2 separate regions of the Homo sapiens genome follow, and region 2 is linked to region 1. Evidence: read pairs that join two places in POLR2A ChIA-PET (ENCODE). Cell type or tissue: OCI-LY7. All regions are shown on one strand. Each heading gives the region's core, and the rest is flanking DNA. Links, peaks and the distances in the headings are about the cores only. Region 1 overlaps ELF1 (E74 like ETS transcription factor 1). Region 2 has its middle 22 kb from the start of MTRF1.

What was found. ChIA-PET counts read pairs that join two places held together with the same protein. Peaks named below come from ENCODE experiments on the same cell type or tissue, not always from the same donor. Only the 100,000 strongest peaks of a DNase experiment are listed, where the experiment ranks them.
Region 2: POLR2A ChIA-PET joins it to region 1 with 7 read pairs; 3 of 35 experiments call an interaction of 5 or more read pairs at or near these places.

The regions. Positions count from the first base shown.
Region 1 is chr13:41,011,447-41,014,259 of GRCh38, reverse strand. All of the region lies in intron 1 of ELF1 (E74 like ETS transcription factor 1), which reads left to right. Among named protein-coding and RNA genes, the nearest start is that of ELF1, 6.5 kb to the left of the region's middle. In OCI-LY7, for the core only: no CTCF peak of the experiment used is centred there; a DNase peak (open chromatin) is centred at 1,579; H3K4me3 peaks cover 2,325 bases; H3K27ac peaks cover 2,222 bases.
Region 2 is chr13:41,283,772-41,286,584 of GRCh38, reverse strand. It overlaps a transcript of MTRF1 not described here. Among named protein-coding and RNA genes, the nearest start is that of MTRF1, 22 kb to the right of the region's middle. In OCI-LY7, for the core only: no CTCF peak of the experiment used is centred there; no DNase peak of the experiment used is centred there.

The sequences.
Region 1 (2,813 bases), core at 215-2,714:
AAGTGATATATGCACACCATTCAAAATTTAATTCATAGGTCTATAATGAAAAGGAGCCTGCCTCCTCTGCCCCTTCTGACTCTCAGTCCTGCTGTCCAAAGGTAACCACTTAGAGAAGTTGTTTTTATTTTTTAAGTTTGTGTTTTCATGTGATTTGTCCTCGTCCTGTGTTCTACTCTATATATTAGAAGCTCTTCAAAGTAGCAGGCACCAGTATGACTTTACATGCTGCAGTATCTACGTGATAGATGCCCAGTCATATAGTGATCATTATGTCTGGGCTGTTACATGGTACAATTTTAAAAATATAAATATAATTAAAGAAAATTAGTTTCTGGGTTTAGAAAACAATCCCATAAATAGTAAAACTATAAAATTTTATAATAAAACTATTAAAATGAAGTGTAACAATTTATGTACATCTTATTTTTTATATCAAAATACTAAATGGAAGTTTAGTATTGTAATGGGGCAATTCATTATTTTTTCTTTAAAAATGAAATGTGCATGTAGGAAAATATATATAAAACATAGAGTTTAAATAAAATTATAAAGTGTTACAACATGGGTAAATATTTTGTATTTTATTTAAACAGTTTTGCCTCATATTTATAAGTATCTTGAGAAACAACCCATGTTAAGAAATATAGAGTATGTCTATTACCCTAGAAGGCCCCCACTCCTATTCATGTTTGTTTCCTTTAAAAAATAACTACTATGCTGACTTTTGCGATAATCTTTTCTTTATAGTTTTACCTCTTTGAACTTTATACACATGAATCACACCATATATTCTGTAGTGACTTTGCTTCTTTCATTCAGCTTTGTGACTTATGTTACTTTTCGTTGCAATATAGTATTCCATTGTTTGTCTGTACCAGAATGTATTTATTCTCTCTTGTTGATGGCATTAGATTATTTTGAGCTTGGGAACACTTGTACATGGTTCCCCGGGACATAAATGTAGAAGTTCTGTAGAGCAGTATCTTCACATTGAGGGATGTGAAGGCTTTGCAGAGTATAGATAGTTTAATGTAATTTAGAGTTCTTCATTATCTTTCCTAGGATCAGATATCTGCCGATGATGACTTCTAACCCATTCAGAATCTTTCTATGGTATATTGCCCTGGGGTGTAAAATCCTCCAGGACCCTAAACAGATGGACAGTTGATGCATTTCAGGGTAAGCTGTAGACAACAATATATTTGACCCCTGAAACAATTCAGTATGCTTGTCATTTGTTAACTAGAGTTATTTCAAACATAATTTTGAATAAAAAATAAATTTTAATAAATACATGTTCCCAATTATGCATATAAAAGCAATCCTACTATCTTGATATATATGTAGTAAAGTTATAAAAATATATAACAGAGAAGATACCAATTTTAGAATAGTTGACAAGTGGGCACTGTAGCTTATGCCTATAATTTGAGCACTTTGGAAAGCCTAAGTGGGAGGATCACTTGAGGCCAGAAATTCGAGACCAGCCTGGGCAACATAGCAAGACCCTGTCTCTACAAGTAGAAAAAAAAAATTTTTTTTTAAGTTAGCCAGGTGTGGTGTCACACTCCTGTAGCTCCAGCTACTCGAGAAGCTGAGGCAGGAGGATTGCTTGAGCCCAGGAGTTAATGCTACAGTGAAATATGATTGCACCACTGCACTTCAGCCTGAGTGACAAAACAAGAATCTGTCTCTTAAAAAAAAAAAAAAAGAAAAGAAAAGAAAAAAAAATCAAACTTAGAATAGTCAAAGAAGGAATAAAATGAGACTGGAGAGGGATATTAGAGGAAGCTTTAACTGTAGATGACCTTTTTTTCTTAAAAACAAAACAGAAAAACAAAAACAAACAAACTATGGTAAAATATAAAGCTAGGTGGTAGATAGATGAATCCTCTTTGGTTTAACTGTTTCATAATACTCTTTTTTTTTTTTTTTTTTTTTTTTGAGACAGAGTCTTGCTCTGTCGCTCAGGCTGGAGTGGAGTGGCACAATCTCGGCTCTCTGCAACCTCTGGCTCCTGGGTTCAAGTGATTCTGCTGCCTCGGCCTCCGAAGTAGCTGAGATTACAGGTGCCCACCATGGCGCCTAGCTAATTTATCTTTGTATTTTTTTAGTAGAGATGAGGTTTTGCCATGTTGGCCAGGCTGGTCTTGAATTCCTGACCTGAAGTGATCCGCCTACCTTAGCCTCCCAAAGTCCTGGGATTACAGGTGGGAGCTACTGCACCTGGCCTCATAATACATTTTTATCTGTAAGCTATAGTTTATTTTTGCCCCACATTTATAAGTATCTTGAGGAATAATGTTTAATTTGACCGGTAGTAAAAGCTGACTTGAAAGAATGTGGCAATAAACTTTGCATCAGAGCCAGGGGCACTGAGATGCACCTGTAGTCCCAGCCACTTGGGAACTTGAGGTTGAAGGAATGCATGACCCCAGGAGTTTGAGACCTGGGCAACATAGTGAGACCCTCCTATTTCAAAAAAATGAAAACTCTGCATCAGTTAAAAATGGGATCAGGCACGGTGGCTCAAGCCTGTAATCCCAGCACTTTGGGAGGCCAAGGCAGGTGGATCACTTGGGCCCAGGAGTTTGAGACCAGCCTGCAAAATACGATGAAACCCCTTCTCTACTAAAAATACAAAAATAAGCCAGGCATGATGGTGAGTGACTGTAGTCCCAGCCACTTGGGGAGCTGAGGTGGGAGGATCACTTGAGCCCAGGAGGTCAAGGCTTCACTGAGGCATGTTCGTGCCACTATACTCCAACCTGGGCAACAAAGTAAGACCTTGTCTCAAAAAAAAAGTTAAC
Region 2 (2,813 bases), core at 70-2,569, 270 kb before region 1:
GAATAATCAAACTGAATAAAAATGTCATGGGTAAAACAATTGTTTTTAAATCCCCATTTTGCCAATGCTGCTTATGACTATCCTGGGTTAGCAGGTTCACTTATCTAAGCACTTGCAAGTAGAAGAACCGTAAGTATTATACATAAAATCATCCGGTGTTGACAGAGATGGTGCACCTTCAGTCTTAGAAGACCTATTTTCTATCTTGGTTTTGAGCAAGACAAACTATGTAGTGGATCAAGTGTTCTGGCTAGAATCTTTCTTCCTATATATTTCACCCAACAGGCTGAAAAGATCCTTTTATGTATCTTGGATTCCCAAATCACTTCCAAAGAAGTGGCAGGATGCTCACTGGCAAGAGATGATCAGTCTTTAGAAAGCCTGTCAACTAAGCAAAAAGTTGTGTGAGGATTCTCCTATAAGATTGCTACATATTTTGGGTAGTATGTCTGACACCTCTGCTAGTTTCAGTTTTCCCTTTTTTTTTTTTTTTTTTGTTGTTGTTGTTGTTTGTTTTTTTTGAGACAGAGTCTTGCTCTGTCACCCAGGCTGGAGTGCAGTGGCTCGATCTCGGCTCACTGCAACATCCGCCTCCTGGGTTCAAGTGATTCTCCTGCCTCAGCCTCCCAAGTAGCTGGGATTACAGGCTCATGCCACCACTCCTGGCTAATTTTTGTATTTTTAGTAGAGACGGGGTTTCACCATGTTGGCCAGGCTGTTCTCAAACTCTTGACCTCAGGCAATCTGCAGGGTTGGGATTACAGGCATGAGCCACCACGCCCGGCCCAGTTTTCCCATTGGGCTGGAGGCAGTGAGTGTCTCAACTTCATGCAATCAAAAAGGAGAAAGGAAAAGGTTGTCTCTCCCCAAAATTCCAGAATAACAATTCACAGATCTCCTATTTTACCCTGCCCTAGAATTCTACCCTTACCTTGAACTCATAGCAGTAACTCTCTGTCTGAAAGAGTCTTTGTACCTCCTAGCCAAGGAGGATACCAGCTTCAATAAACCAGAACTTTGATCAAGATGGGAAGTTTATTGATTCTGAAGGAACTCGTCTGTAGCATCCAGCAGGGCCATCAAGTTCAGTAATGCAATGGGTTTGTTGCCAGTACCTGCAGAGGGTCAGAAGCCATGCTGGGTGATCCAGGGAAATCACTCTGAATTCCTGCCAGCTACACCAAAAATGTCAGCCAAAATTAAGGCTGTTGGGACAGAAATAATTTGATAAAAGTTTACTGGAAGACAAATGTGAAGATCAACCCAGGAAGACACGCCAACCAAGTTGGGAGTTTTCCAGAGTCTGTTACAAGTTGGAAGGCTTTTATAGGAGAGTTTAGAAGAAGGGAAGAGGACTCCTCATACCAGAGTTGTCCTTTTTCATTAGAGGATACCATCATTGACTACAGATTGCAACATATAAGCTAAAATGTCCACATGCCAGACAATAAGTAAAACTTCATGATTCAGAAATAAATCAGCATCCTTTTCATTTCAGTATCAGTAGATCATACGTTAATCAGTAAGTCAACAATTCGAGGAACTCACAATAAGATTATTTACTCAGGGAGATGATGTTGCCATGAATCATAATACCTCCTCAAGGGGAGTAAACTTAAAAGCCTGTTGACAGGCCGGGCACAGTGGCTCATGCCTGTAATCCTAGCACTTAGGGAGGCAAAGTTGGTTGGTCACCCGAGGTCAGGAGTTCAAGACCAGCCGGGCCAACATGGTGAAATCCCGTCTCTACTAAAAATACAAAAGTTAGCCAGTTGTGGTGGCGGGTGCCAGCAATCCCAGCTACTCGGGAGGCTGAGGCACAAGAATCACTTGAACTTGGGAGGCAGAGGTTGCAGTGAGTTGATATCACGCCACTGCACTCCAGCGTCGATATCACGCCACTGCACTCCAGCCTGGTGATAGAGGGAGACTTTGTCTCAAAATTAATTAATTAATTTAGAGCCTGTTGACTATTAAAGTAAACTGCCAAATGTATCCTGTAGATTATCAGAGAAATTTTTTTTCCTTTTTTTTTTTTTTTGAGACACGGTCTCACTGTGTCACCCAGGCTGGAGTGCAGTGGCCTAATCACTAATTTCTTTTTTTTTTTGAGACAGAGTGTCATTCTGTCACCCAAGCTAGAGTGCAATCTCTGCTTACTGCAGCCTCTGCTTCCCAGGTTCAAGTGATTCTCCTGCCTGAGCCTCCCGAGTAGCTGGGATTACAGGCCTGGCTAATTTTTGCATTTTTTTTTTTTTTTCAGTAGAGATGGAGTTTTGCCATGTTGGCCAGGCTGGTCTCAAACTCCTGACCTCAGGTGATCCTCCCACCTCAGCCTCCCAAAGTGCTGGGATTACAGTCATGAGCCACCGTGCTAGGCCTAATCAGCTAACTTTTAATTTTTTTGTAGAGATGGTGTCTCCCCATGTTGCCCAGGCTGGTCTTGAACTCATGGGCTGTAAAGTTCTAATGGAGGCTACAGATAGGAAAGTGTTGATAGAATTAAGGTAAAGGTTTATAGAAAAGTTAGTGTGTTTGAACACAATGTAATGTGGTTGCGTCTTACCTGATTGTGTTATGGGGATGGACATTGTACCCAACTGGGGAATGTTTCCCCCACCTAGTGCTGTAAAACAGGAGGCATGTCAATCTGCCCTTTAAGCAATATTATTTGAACATGCTAAACGGGAACAAATAAGATTGTCAGAGGCCGGGCGCGGTGGCTCACGCCTGTAATCCCAGCACTTTGGGAGGCCGAGGCGGGTGGATCACGAGGTCAGGAGATCGAGACCAAGGTGAAACCCCGTCTCTAC